Regions from separate parts of the Homo sapiens genome. Here region 2 is linked to region 1. The links are chromatin contacts, found by Hi-C or POLR2A ChIA-PET in ENCODE. All regions are on one chromosome and are shown on one strand. Each heading gives the region's core, a stretch centred on a gene start or an enhancer-like site at or near the end of the contact. The rest is flanking DNA. Distances are from core to core; before and after follow the strand shown.

What was found. A loop is a pair of places that touch in the nucleus more often than their neighbours do. ChIA-PET counts read pairs that join two places held with the same protein, here RNA polymerase II (POLR2A). Pooled maps may share reads with other maps.
Region 2: a pooled map shows a loop between it and region 1 (6-fold over the local background). The contact joins the promoter of CAPNS1 here to the promoter of HAUS5-DT in region 1. A Hi-C loop is called at or near these places in 4 of 50 pooled maps. POLR2A ChIA-PET finds 5 or more read pairs at or near these places in 2 of 52 experiments (HEK293 and T-cell).

What each region holds. Positions count from the first base shown.
Region 1 is chr19:35,609,471-35,616,643 of GRCh38, reverse strand. It overlaps HAUS5-DT (HAUS5 divergent transcript), which reads left to right and starts at 3,980. Exons shown (of 2, transcript NR_186318.1): 1 at 3,980-4,026. HAUS5 (HAUS augmin like complex subunit 5) reads right to left here and starts at 3,909. Exons shown (of 19, transcript NM_015302.2): 1 at 3,752-3,909; 2 at 2,852-2,914; 3 at 2,744-2,776; 4 at 2,585-2,609; 5 at 1,497-1,602; 6 at 1,258-1,417. The coding sequence starts at 3,849. RefSeq lists enhancers at 3,772-4,031, 3,620-4,175.
Region 2 is chr19:36,137,201-36,144,373 of GRCh38, reverse strand. It overlaps CAPNS1 (calpain small subunit 1), which reads right to left and starts at 4,308. Exons shown (of 11, transcript NM_001749.4): 1 at 4,217-4,308; 2 at 3,154-3,377; 3 at 2,041-2,074; 4 at 1,633-1,722; 5 at 1,408-1,465; 6 at 1,246-1,310. The coding sequence starts at 3,362. It overlaps LOC105372385 (a long non-coding RNA gene), which reads left to right and starts at 4,392. Exons shown (of 3, transcript XR_935954.3): 1 at 4,392-4,483. RefSeq lists enhancers at 3,842-3,901, 3,992-4,041.

The DNA.
Region 1 (7,173 bases), core at 2,731-5,230:
GGGGAGGCTGAGGCAGGAGAATCGCTTGAACCCCAGAGGCAGAGGTTGCAGTGAGCCAAGATCATGCCACTGCACTCCAGCCTGGGCAACAGAGCCAGACTCTGTCTCAAAAAAACAAAACAAAACAAAACAAAAAAACCAAACCCAGAATAACAATGGTTAACAGGCACTTCTCTAAGCACTTCACATGATTTATTCCACCTAACGATCATGCCTACCCTATAAGCTTGGTATTAATATTATCCCCATTCCACAGATCTTAGAATCTGAGGCACATAGAAAGAAGTTAAATACCTTGCCCAAGGTCACCCAATTTTTTTTTTTTTAAACAGAGTTTTGCTCTTGTCACCCAGGCTGGAGTGCAGTGGTGCAATCCAGGCTCACTGCAACCTCCTTTTCCTGGGTTCAAGTGATTCTCCTGCCTCAGCTTCCTGAGTAGCTGGGACTACAGGCACGTGCCACCACACTCGACTAATTTTTGTATTTTTTAGTAGGGACGGGGTTTCACTATGTTGGCCAGGCTGGTTTCGAACTCCTGACCTCAAGTAATCCGCCTGCCTCGGCCTCCCAAAGTGCTGGGATTACAGGTGTGAGCCACCATGCCCAGCCTTAGGTCACCCAATTTTAAGTGGCCAAGCCAGGGCATGAACCAGTGTCAGGGTAAAATCGCAACACATCATCCACAGTTCTCTGTCCACTCCTTCGACCTCACCTCCTCAGGTTCTCGGTCTTGCCTGAGAAACTTGAGCTGACATTGGCCTCCGGGCTGCTCTTCCTGCATGCTGAGCACACCACCTCTGCTCTTGCTATTCCTTCTCCACAGAAATTCCTCTTCCAACTCAATGTCCCCTCCTCAGAGGCCTTCGCTGACCACCCTCGCTAGGGCAGCATCTCCCTCTCCCTTCTATGATAGGCTTTTCTTCACAGCACTCATCTCTACCAGAAATGATAGGGTCTGTTTGGTTCCTACTTTACTATCTGTCTTCTCTGTGTCACAGCATAAGCTCCAGGAGGGCAGGGACATGTTCTCTGTTTGTGGCTGTTTCCCCAGGGCTGGTGTTCTAGGTATACAGGTGGTATCATTCTAGGCACTGAAAATACAGGTGACTGAGATGACAAAACCTCCTGGCCTCATGGACATTCCATCCTAATGGTTCCAGAATTCTGGAACCCAAGAAGGGATCAGGGCAGAGCCCTGAGGTCTCTAAGAGAATGTCTGGCCACCCAGCCTGGTGAGGGTGGGTCCCTGAGGCCCACCTCTCCATGTCCTGCAGGCGCCTCAGTTGATTCTGCAGCCGCTGCATGGGATCTCGGAGCGTATGCTGCTGTCTTCGCATGGCCCCAGCTTGGGCCCGGAGGAGGAGAGCTCGACGCTGGGTGTCTTGAGTGTGCTGACGTGCCTGCTCCATGGCCGTGTCTGTGGGAGGAACAGGGGTGGCCATCAGCACCTTTCCCGCCCCACATTCTGGTGCCCATCTTCTGGCCCCATGGCTCACCCTGAGCCTCAGTGTCTCGCTCCATCAGCTCCAGGCTCTGGTCGAGTTCCTGGATTTCTGCCCGCAGGCGGGTCACAGCAGCTTCCAGCTCTAACTTCCGACGGACCTGGGAGGATCAGATTCAGGGTCAGATGGTCTGATCGGGGCTCAGCCTGGCCTGTCTTTTGGGGGTACCAGGCTCCTCAACTGGTGGCAGAGGGTTTTTGCTCAGCAGTTTCTGTGTCTGACACAGAAGCATTAGGGTATTGGCTCCCTCCCTCCTTCCTCCTAGGATTGTCTTACCCACACTTCCAGCCTGTTTCCTGTCTGTGCTGGTGACAACCACATCTTTGTCCCAGTACTGATCTCTTCCCGGAGCCCTGCACCTAGAAGTCCCAAGGCCTCCTGGAAGCCTCCCCTTAGGTGTCATATGAGCCCCTTGCACCCATTGGGTCCCACACTGGCCTCAGCATCTCTCCCATACCTGTCCCATCATCTCTTCTCACCAGCTTTGATGCCACATATCCAGGTCCCACCTCTCTGCGCCCAGCTAATTAATGCTCTTTATTTATTTTTTCTTTTTTTGAGATAGAGTCTCGCTCTATTGCCCAGGCTGGAGTGCAGTAGTGCGATCTCAGCTCACTGCAACCTCTGCCTCCCAGGTTCAAGCGATTCTCCTGCCTCAGCCTCCCAAGTAGCTAGGATTACAGGCGTGTGCCACCACGCCTGGCTAATTTTTTATTTTTATTAGAGACAGGGCTTCACCGTGTTGGCCAGGCTGGTCTCGAACTCCTGACCTCAGGTGATCCGCCTCCCAAACCACATCTTTGTCCCAGTACTGATCGCTTCCTGGAGCCCTCAGGTGATCTCATCACCTGAGATGAGGCCTCAGGTGAGCCTCCCAAAGTGCTGGGATTACAGGTGTGAGCCACTGCACCTGGCTGAGCTAATGCTGTTTCCACTGGACTTTAAGCCCTATGAGGATGGAGATCAAGGCTGTCTTGTGACCCATTGTCCCCAGCATCACCCAGCACCTGGTTGGGCTTAGAGCAGAAGATCTACAAGTCATTTTTCGGATGAAAGAGAATCTTGTAGCATATGCTTCTCACCTGTGGACTGTCCTGGTGGCCATACCTAGGAAAACGAGGCCAGAGTCAGCGGATGAGTGGGGCTTCTAGGGGGGAGGGCAATAGGTGTGATGCTGTGGTGGGGACAGGGCTAAATGGGAGTGGGGAAGACAGGAGGGGATAGCTTTAAGAAGCAGTTACCAGAGTAGGTTTCCCCGGATCTTCTTGACAGTCCTACAGTGCAGAGGCAGAAAGAGGAGTTACTATGGGCCTCACCTGTGCCCCCTCCCCTGCTCTAGCCCAGCTTACCTCTGACTGTGCACATGCTGCAAGATGTAGGCCCAGATGTCAGCCCCCTGGCCCAGACACAGCCTGTGGGGACAGTGTGTAAGCATATGCCTGGGGCAGCACACAGGGTGTGGGATCCTCATTCCTAGGGTGATGGTGGTAGGGAGTTTTTACTAGGGAGTTCTCACTTCTTGAGGAGGGAAGGCCCAAACTTTTTTTTGCCTTTTTTTTTTTTTTTTTTTTAAGAGACAGTCTCGCTCTGTCGCAGTGGTACGATCATAGCTCCTTGCAGCCTCAACCTCCTGGGCTCATGCGATCCTCCCACCTCAGCCTCCAGAGTAGCTAGGACTACAGGCAGGCACCACTACACCCGGCTAATTGGTAAAACATTTTTTTTGTAGGGACTGGATGTTTGCACTAAGTGTGGTGTTATTCTCATTCCCTGGGAAGGCGGGTGGTGGGGGAGCGCGGGAGAGGCGGGTGCTCCCTTTCTCCTGGGAGTGGGTTATCCCAGTCACATCCAGAGGTGGAGGTGGGGGATGTACTGCCAGGAAGTGCCATCTCATGACCAGACGTGGGGCATCACTCCTACAGCTTCAATCCCCGATGGGGTGGCCACGGCTAACTCCTGAGTGTCCTTCTTGGTTAGGTTAAGGGAGGGAGGGGAGGTGCTGCGGGGACAGCCTCACTCTGGAGATCCTATTTCCATAAGGAGCGAGGTCTTAGCTAACTCGTGGAGGATCCTCACCAGTGCTAGGGACCTCACTCTGGGGAGCCTCCCAGGGTAGGGAGCCCTCAGTAAGTCGGGTCACTCTCGATGGGGAATTGGGGGGAGTCGAGTCCTCAATGAGGGGTGGAGTTCTCACTCCCGGAGACTCAATCTCCAGGGTGGGGTGTCCTCACTCCAGGAGCGGTCCTCACCTGCGCAGCGTCGATTCCGGGGCCCGGGCCGCCACGGGCACCCCCATCTCTTCGACCGCCCAGCAACCCAGTTCCCGCGCTTCCTGCGCTAGCTCCATGACAGCGCCGCGGCGGCGACACCGCCTCCCTCAGCCTCTTCAAGTGTGGCGCCCGCCTCTGACGTCACGGGCGCGCCAACAGTGACGTCATCGGTTGCCGGGCAGACAGCGGGCTCGGGCGCTGCATAGTAATCTTAGCGCGGTCAGGCTGGGTCTTGCAGCGCTCACTCTTCCCAGGTAGGTCTCCTTGAGTGGAAATGAAAAGGGCGTGGAGAGACTGCAGCCCCGCCCGCCTTCCCTCGTTCTCCCGCTCACTACCAGCTAACCCGAAAGAGGCAAAACAGTCCTTGATGCTTCCATTTATTTTCTTTTTCTTCTTTTAACTAAACACTTTTATTTTAATAGAGATGGGATCTCACTTGTTGCCCAGGCTAGTCTCAGCTTCTGGGCTCTTGAACTCCTGGGCTCAAGCGATCCTCCCGCCTCGGCCTCCCAAAATGTTGGGATTACAGGCGTGAGCCACCACGCTCACCCCCTTTATTTTCTTGACAAAATGGGACTTGCGTCCTAGGAGGACTGGAACCAGGCAATGAGATCCTGGACTTACTGCTCTTTGATTTCAGAAACAGGTGTCTCATGTCTGAGTGGAGGGTAGGGGCAGAGAGCATGACCCTAACATTTCCCTGGCATGCGTTTTCCCATTCATTCGTGCTTACCATTCCATAAACTCAGGGAGCTGACCCTGTGCTGGGTGATGCTGGGGACACCATGGTGACCACAACAGCCCTGGTCCCTATTGTACGGAGCTCACAGTTGAGTGGGGAGACAGACGCACCACCAGGTAGGGGTGGTAAAAATAAGCAGCAGGGGTGGGTCAATTTGGGACACAGCAGGTGTGAGAGGTCTGCGCTAGACCAGCAGTCCCCAACCTTTTGAGCATCAGGGACTGGTTTCATGGAAGACAATTTTTCCACAGTCTGGGGGATGGAGGGTGGGAGCAGTGGATGGTTTCGGGATGAAACTGTTCCACTTCAGGTCGTGAGGCATTATATTCTCTGTCTCTCTCTCTCTTTTTTTTTTTCTTCCCTGTTTTTTTTTTTGAGGTGAAGTCTCCCTCTTTCACCCAGGCTGGAGTGCAGTGGCCCGATCTCGGCTCAGCGCAATCTTTGCCTCCGGGGTTCAAGCGATTCTACTGCCTCAGCCTCCTGAGTAGCTGGGATTACAGGCGCCCGCTACCATGCCCAGCTAATTTTTGTATTTTTAGTAGAGACGGGGTTTCACCATGTTGGCCAGGCTGGTCTTGAACTCCTGACCTTAAGTGATCAGCCCATCTCAGCCTCCCAAAGTGCTAGCATTACAGGTGTGAGCCACCATGCCCCGCCTAAGCATTAGATTCTCATAAGGAGTGCGCAATCTAGATCCTTCGTATGCACAGTTCACAATAGGGTTTGCGCTCCTGTAAGAATCTAATGCCGCTCCTGATCTGGCAGGAGGTGGAGCTCAGGCAGTGATGCTCACCCATACGCCACTCACCTCCTGCTGTGCAGCCTGGTTTCTAACAGGCCATGGACTTGTATTGGTTCACGGCTTGGGGTTTGGAGACCCCTGCCCCTGCCCTAGATGAAATACTTCTCTGATGCTGACTAACCAACCATGCTTAAAAGCAAGGCCCGAAAGGATCAAGCTATTATTTAGCTGCATTCCAGAACAAAATTCAAGAATATTTATAGAGATTAAAAAAAATCCAGCATCCAACACTGTAAAATTAACAATATCTGACATCAGTAAAAAATTATAAGGCAATGGCTGGGCGTGGTGGCTCATGCCTGTAATCCCAGCACTTCGGGCGGTTGAGGTGGGAGGAATGTTTGAGGCTAGGAATTTGAGACCCACCTGGGCACCACAGCAAAACCTTGTCTCTATTAAAAATTAAAAAAAATTAGCCAGGCGTGGTGGTGCACGCTTGTAGTCCCATCTACTTGGGGGGTTGAAACAGGAGGATCAGTTGAGCCTGGGAGGTTGAGGCTTCAGTGAGCTATGATGGCACCACTGCACTCCAGCCTGGGTGACCCTGTCTCAAAGCCAAAACAAAACCAAACCAAAATAAAATAATCATCTGTATTCATGTTTCATAATATCCTCAATGGGTTTGTGCCTTTTTGGTACAGCTGTCAAGCAGCTCAAGAAAGTCGTGGGCTTTATCCGCTTAATGTAAGTGGCCGCTCTTGACTCTGGTTCCCAGGAAGACCTTCAACCTGGCCCCAGCCAAAAAGGCTACAAGCTGGCCCCCAAGAACTCACACAGCTTTTCCCAGTTCAGATGGCCCCAGGATAGCATGCCCACCAGCTTCCAGGAATCACTGTGGTTACTGTGCCCAGGTGCCTGAACCTCACAGTGCTGTGCATGGGGAGAAGCCTCTGCTGGGTGCTGACCTACCAGACAAGGATGGGCCAATTTAGGTAAATGGGAATGAGGAAGGAATGCCCGGCCCCAGAAAACCTCCCTCGAAGTTCAGATGACCATAGGAAACTCCCTGATAATGCAACTGCTGTGACTGTCACCTGCGTCTCAGTAGCTCACTGCAGGCACCTGGTCTCACTTCCTCCAGTCTGGCACAGCTTGTTACATCACCCAAGACAATGAAGGAAAAAGTGACCCCTTCAGAGGAAGGCCCTGAGCACTTAGGGTGCTTTCTGCCCCAGGGACCCAGGGTGAATCCCACGAAAGCCAGTTGTCTGGTTAGTGGTAACAGCACAGTGCAGGTGGACAGTCCCAATGTCCCATTGTTATGCTGGTGCTCAGCAGATGGTGAAGAACCTCCAGGCATGCCCCACAGCGGTCCCTGCTGCCTGCTTCCTGGCTGGGGTAGGACACACCCCTGTGACTTCCTTTCCTGCTATGTCTCTGCCCATCCTGCCCCAAACACACATGTAGATATGACCGGGTCTCAGACTGCAAAGTCAAGAGAGAGGAGGAAGTTCTCAGTAACATGCAAGGCGTGCCCTACCGCCATGATTTGGAAAGTTTCACCAGTCTCTGCTTTGAGAAGACTTGATCTGTCCCTGTGATTTGGTCACAATTGCCTTTGGACTGAGACACCACCAAAGGACAATGGATGGCCTGCACCCCCAGGAGCAGTCACCCGGGGTGCCTGTCTGGGCAAGTCTCATTCTCATTGCTACCTGGGCTTTCTCGTTTGTTTGTTTGTTTGTTTGTGAGATGGGACCTCACTCTGTTGCCCAGGCTGGAGCCATGGCCCGATCACGGCTCATCACATGCTGGAACTCCTGGGCTTAAGTGATCCTCCTGCCTCAGCCTCCTTAGTAGCTGGGACTTGAGCCAATTCTCCCAGCTAGATTTTTTTCAGTTTTAATTTTTTGTAGA
Region 2 (7,173 bases), core at 3,059-5,558, 530 kb before region 1:
CCAAAAGACCTGAGTCCACAGACTGGAGTGCAGTGACGAAACCTCTGCTCACTGCAACCTCCGCCTCCCGGGTTCAAGCAATTCTCCTGCTTGAGTAGCTGGGACTCCCGAGTAGCTGGGACTACAGGCGTGCACCACCACGCCCAGCTAATTTTTGTTATTGTTATTTTTCTTTTTTTTTCTTTTTTTTTTTTTTTGAGACGGAGTCTCTCTCTGTCGCCTAGGCTGGAGTGCAGTGGCGCGATCTCGGCTCACTGCAAAGCTCCGCCTCCCAGGTTCACGCCATTCTCCTGCCTCAGCCTCCCGAGTAGCTGGGACTACAGGCGCTCACCACTGCACCCGGCTAATTTTTTTGTATTTTTAGTAGAGACAGGGTTTCACCGTGTTAGCCAGGATGGTCTCGATCTCCTGACCTCGTGATCCGCCCGCCTCGGCCTCCCAAAGTGCTGGGATTACAGGCGTGAGCCACGGCGCCCGGCCTATTTTTATTTTTATTTTTATTTTATTTTTTGAGACAGAGTCTGGCTCTGTCGCCCAGGCTGGAGTGCAGTGGCGCGATCTCGGCTCACTGCAAGCTCCTCCTCTCGGGTTCACGCCATTCTCCTGCTTCAGCCTCCCGAATAGCTGGGACTACAGGCGCCCGCCACTACGCCCGGCTAATTTTTTTTTTTTTTTTGGTAGAGACAGGGTTTCACTGTGTTAGCCAGGATGGTCTCAATCTCCTGATCTCGTGATCCGCCCGCCTCGGCCTCCCAAAGTGCTGGGATTACAGGTGTGAGCCACCGTGCCTGGCCAATTTTTGTATTTTTAATAGAGATGGGGTTTCACCATGTTGGCCAGGCTGGTCTCAAACTCCTGACCTCAGGTGATCTGCCCACCTTAGCCTCCCAAAGTGTTGGGATTACAGGCATGAGCCACCATGCCTGACCTTTATCTATAACTTGAGACAAATGACTGCTTCTTTCAGGAAACTGAGCCTCAGTTTCCTCTTCTGTAAAATGGAATATAATAATTGTGCCTGTCCAACAGGGTGGTTATGACGGTTCGGTCACTTTATATAATTAAAGTGCCAGCTGTGACAGCTGGCATTGTTATGATTTACCGCCACATGTCTGCAGGTGACTGTGTTCTGATGAATGCATTTCCACATCTGTGGATATGAAAGCTACATGTTGGCTTCCCAAACATACTCTCAAAAAACTCTCTGTCCACCCAGGGCCTCTCCCACACTGCCCCCAAGGATACATCCATCACGGCCACCATGCTGCGACATGTGTCAATGCCAAAACCATCAGTCTTCAGATCAGGGTCTGTGGGTAACAGGTTGAAAGTCAGAGGCCAGAGGTCAAATCCTCTCTGACCCCTCTGCCTCTGAATCTACCCTATTCCTTAACCCCGGTCACTTACGTCGTGTCACAACCTTATTGAGAATGTTCATGAGTTCTGTGGCGCTGACCTCCATGTCCTGCGGGCGGAAGTTAGGGGCAGGTCAGGGGTGACTGAAAGGGGTCTGAGAATGTCATGGAGAATGGGAACACTGGGATTGTCATGGTCAAGGGTGTGTGTGCAAGGGCAGCCACAAGGGAAGGGATGGAACGGTTAGGACGGGGCCAGGGACCCCAGGTTACTTACATCTCCAGCCAGCTGGGCAAAGAGTCTCCGGAACTGCCGGACCTCCTCACTCTCGTTGGCCTCAATGTTGGAGTAATGTGTGCGTGGGGGCTGCAAAGGGAGGAGAGCTCAGAGCAGGGGGAGGGGAACCCGGCCAGGACGGCTCCCCAAACCCAGGTACCCTGGGTGGGGAAGTCAGAGTGGGCTGGGCAGCTTGATGAGGAAAAGAATGAGGGGTGGTAGTGAATGGGGTGCACGTATGTGGGGCATGGCTAAGACCCATGGCGAAGCTGCAGACACGGCATGGGAGGAACTGGCAGAGGAATTTCACAAGAAGGGGAGGAAGGTGGGGCTTCTCTACAGGAACAGGGATGGGACCTCGAAGAGGCCTTGGCAGGAGAAGGGGGTCTGGTTGCAGAGGGGGCTTACCGGGGGCTCCGGGTTGTACTGCGCAGCCGCCTCGCTGCGAAGAGATAAGGGGGAGGGGTTAGTGCCAGGGGCGGGGCCTCCAACGGGCAGCACTACAGAACCATCAGCCCCAACGCTCCAGACCCCAGCCGTTATCTTCCTTACTTGGTTGCTGTGCCTTTCATTTGTTCTTGTCCTCATCTGTCCCAATCCACACTGCCCTGGTCGTGCCCCTCTTCTCCCTTCCTCAGGCCAACCCCACCCTCGAGGAAACCCAGAGACCGGTCCCCTGGGAGGCTCCCCTCCTGCCAGGCACACCTACCCAGTGGCAGATTTCAGTCATCTTGGCCACCCTAAACCTAAAAAATCCCACGTAGAATCAAAAGACCCCGCCCCTTGGAGGGCTCACTTCATAGAGGCTCTGCCCCAGCTTCCCAAGGCCTTATCCTCCTCAGGTGCCATCTGCCCAAGACCCTACTCCATGGCCCGCTTCCTAAATGCCCGTCTTCCCAACATCCTACCCCAGCCATTGGTCCCCGCCCCTTCAAGGGATCACTGCTAAGTGGCCGTGGCTAATTAAGCCAACCTGCCCTATCCCTACCAGGGCATTTTTCTCCATTAATCCAGCCAGTTCCCAGCAAGCCCAGCCCATTCTGGGCCATTTACCCTACCCCATTAGGTCTTGCTTCCTCCTGGGCTCACCTCCTCATTAACCCACCTAAAACCTCTGACCACACTCATAAGTCAAGCCCCTTCCGTAAAATGTCACTCAGACGCATTGGCTCCGCACCTTTAACGTTCATCTCCAGGTTAGCCAATGCAGGCTGAGCCCAGACCCATAAGCCCCACCCGCCAAAACTCCACATCAGTCCCCTCAGGACCACATTGTCCTGGTCCCACACAATCAGACTACTCCCATATCAAGCACCGCCCCCAATGACTGATATCCGCCTCACTGGGGTCCACCCCCTTACAGCAGAACTCTCAAACCAGGCCTCCCCGGCCTAATTCATGTACCCAGGTTAGCCTCCAGGTTAATCCTATTCTATTTTTAGACCACGCCCCTCCCAGACCACGCCTCACTGAGGCTCCTCCCATTCCCAGGCCCCGCCCCTCTGATAGTCTCCGCCTTACCTGATGGCGCTGATGACTCCGCCTAGGATGCGCATGGCCGTTCCACCGCCACCGCCGCCTCCACCACCGCCGCCGCCGCCGCCGCCGCCGCCGCCGCCCCCGGCCCCGCTGATCAGGCCTCCAAGCACATTTCCCAGGCCCCCACCCAGGCCCCCGCCTCCCCCGCCGCCGCCGCCGCCGCCCTTCAAGAACGAGTTAACCAGGAACATGGCTGCGACTCACTGCTGGGGGGAAAAAAGGGGACCAGTGGGTGCTTCGCCCCTGAGCCCACACCCTCCCTTCAAACACGCATTTCCGGCAGCTGGACCTGGGAGGAATCTGAAGCCTCCGGGTGGGGGTCTGAGTTTGCGAGGGCGGGTTGTCCGCGGATGGGTGGGGCAGGTATGGGGGATCAGGTTTGCAACCTCCTCAGGTCTAAAAGGCACCCGTGGGGCTTGAGGGAGCCTGGACTGGGTGCACGCGTGAAGGGGAGGGTGCAGATCTGGTGGGGGTTCTCTTGGTGGGGACCCCAAGTTGGCGTAAGGCGTTCCCGACATGTCTGGGCGCTAGAATGTGAGATCCAGAGCCCAGCCTGAATGTAGAGGTCCTTGGCAGGTCATGGGCGCGGAGCAAACATCCACGGCCTAAAGGGCCCCAGGGCGGGGTTTAGGAAATCCCAAATGTGGGCTTGAGAATTTAGGTATTCCCAGCGGCAGGATTCCAGTGTCACCTCTGGCTCTGTGGGCTCGGGTCTAAGATCGTGGCTGTGAGCTCTGGGTTCCCGGACAATGGGGTTCCCCGCTGGAACTGGGGGCACAGATCTACGATCGCGGTTCAGGACACCCCAAGGAAGAATTCACAGGGTATCTCTGAAACCTATGGGCCTGTATTTTGGATCATGAGACAGAGGGTGGAGAAGGGTCCCCGGGACGGCATAAAAGGAGATCGAACAGGTCTGAGGGTTCGAATCTGAGACCATGGATCTGGGGGGCTCCTGAGGCCGAGACTTCACGGTTTCGCCGGGTCTGGGGGCCGCCAAAGTCGGAGTTGCGGGGTGCGGAGGGGGTACGGGCCGGGCGCTTACCGCCGCACACGTCCGGAGTTCTGGGAGTCGGTTCCACTGCCGCTCCCGGGCCTCCCGCAGCGTCCGGCTCCGGAGGGCGGGGCCGGTGACTCAGGCCGCAACTCTCGGGTCGGACACTGCACCGCGGCCCTGCTGTCGCCCGCGCGGTCCTAGAGCCGAAGCGGACATTGCGCATGCGCACCCCACACCGCCCGGCTAGCTGGATCCAGGTCTGGGCCCCGCCCTACGCGTTTCCAGCGCCGGAGGTCTTAATCCCGCCCTGACTCGGTAGGCGGGGGTCTTCCCGACACCCCTCAGGTCTGGGTGGAGGCACCCGCGGACGAGAACTCGGAGGGGACCCACCCCCCGAGTGTCGTAGTGTGAATTTTCACCCTAGGGCATGCCAATATCCTTCCAGGGTGGCGGTTTTCGGTCCGCTCACTAAGGGACTCCGCACGGGCCCTCTGCAGGTGTTGTCGCGACAAACACCTCCTGGAGGCCTGGAGTATGGTTTGACTCACACGCTGGGGGACAGTCGCCCGTGTCTGTGGCGAGGATTGAGGCTGGATTGCCTTTCCCAGTGCCTGCAGCAGCCCGGATGGCAGTCAAACCGCAGGCAGCGCCTGCGCCGCCTCCCAGGCGAACCTTACCACGCCCCCGCCCCAGTCAGGGGCCACCAGAATCATTCCTTCCTGGACTGGCCCAAAGAGTGTCCTCAGTATGCTAGCCTCTAAAGAAGGCCCCAGACACAGGAAGATTCCTTTGGCCACGGCCTGGTTTCTTTATTTACTTAAAAAATATTATTGTTTTTACATAATAGAGACGGAGGTCTCGCTATGTTGCCCAGGCTGCTCTTGAACTCCGGGCCTCAAGCCGTCCTCCTGCCTCAGCCTCCCAAAGTACTGTGAGGTACTGGGATTACAGGTATGGGCTACCGGCCTTTTTTTGATTTAATTTAATTTTTTACAATAATATTTTTACATAGCCTGGTTTCTTTTCTTTTCTTTTCTTTTTTTTTTTTTTTGTTTTGAGACAGCGTCTTGCTCTGTTGCCCAGGCTGGGGTGCAGTGGCGCCATCTCAGCTCACTGCAGTCTCTGCCTCCCAGGTTCAAGCGATTCTCCTGCCTCAGCCTCCCGAGTAGCTGGGATTACAGGCATGCACCACCACACCCAGCTAATTTTTGTATTTTTAGTAGAGACGGGGTTTCACCATGTTGGCCAGGCTGGTCTCAAACTCCTGATCTTAGGTGATCCACCTGCCTCGGCCTGCCAAAGTGCTAGGATTACAGGCATGAGCCACGGGAGTCCAGTACTTTTTCAGGACTCATCGGGGGGAGCTAAATCTGGCCCCCAGGCAGGCTGGCTGGCTCTTATCCCCTACCCTGCAGGCTGGCTAGGCTTGAGTTGAATCCTGGCTGTGCCCTGTAATAACTGCACAACCCCAAAAGAGTGGCTTGATATTCCTGAGCAGCGATTTTCTCATCTGTAAAATGGGAACATGGGTTGCTCCATACCACTAGGCCCCCTATCAAAATTAAATGATATCTGCAGCAATACTGATTATTAAAAAAAAAACTTAAGTGGTGGCTGGGTGAAGTGGTTCATGCCTGTATTCCCTGCATTTTGGGAGGCTGAGGCAGGAGGATCTCTTGAGCCCAGGAGTTTGACTCCAGCCTGGGCAATATAGTGAGACCTTGTCTCTACAAATAATACAGAAATTAGCTGAATGTGGTGGCATGCGCCTAGTCCCAGCTACTCTAGAGACTGAGGTGGGGGGATCACCAGAGCCCAGGAGGCGGGGGTTGCAGTGAGCCGAGATCATGCCACTGCACTACAATCTGGGTGACAGAGCGAGACTCTGTCTCAAATAAATACTGGGCACAGTGGCTCATGCCAATAACCCCAGGACTTTGGGATGCTGAGGCGGGCAGATCACCTGAGGTCGGGAGTTCGAGACCAGTCTGACTAACATGGAGAAACCCTGTCTCTACTAAAAAATACAAAATTAGCCGGATGTGGTGGTGCATACCTGTAATCCCAGCTACTCGGGAGGCTGAGACAGGAGAATCGCTTGAACCCAGTAGGCAGAGGTTTCAGTGAGCCAAGATTGCACCATTGCACTCCAGCCTGGGCAACAAGAGTGAAACTCCGTCTCCAATAAATAAATAAATAAATTGGTGATAAATGCTTTGTAAATGCCCCCATTAGCTCTGTGTCTGTGCTCATGCTGTTCCCTCAGCCTCGAGGCCAGCTGTATTCCTCAGCTGGTAGACTCTTAGTCTTCCTTAAATAGTACAAAAACAGGCCAGGTGTGGTGGCTCACGCCTGTAATCCCAGCACTTTGGGAGGCCGAGGTGGGCAGATCACTGAGGTCAGGAGTTTGGGACCACCCTGACTAACATGGTGAAATCCTGTTTCTACTAAAAATACAAAAAATCAGCCAGGCGTGGTGGCGTGTGCCTGTAATCCCAGCTACTCGGGAGGCTGAGGCAGGAGAATCGCTTGAACCCGGGAGGCAGAGGTTGCAGTGACTCGAGATCGTGCCATTGCACTCTAGCTTGGGCAACAAGAGCGAAACTGTCTCAAAAAAAAAAAAAAGATACAAAAACAAGTAACCATCAACCACTCCTCCAAGTGCTTGACGTCCATCAGTTCCCTTGTTCTCCTAACAGCCCTGTGACATAGATGCTATTTATTATCCCCATTTTACAGATAAGTAAACCGACTCTGAGGTTAAACCCAAGCAGTCACTCTCCCTAGCCTGTATCCTTAACCACTACCCTTATGCGTTAATAATATAATTAATATAATAGGTCAAATAACAACATCACAACAGACAAAACTAGTTGCAGCTGATGTTTCCTGAGGCCTTGCTGGGGCCAGGCCAAGGTAACTGCTACACAAGCCTTGTCTGCAGGGCAGGAGAGAGAATGGAGATTCTGAAAGGCAGGGTCACGGAGGGTGGCAGAACCAGATCT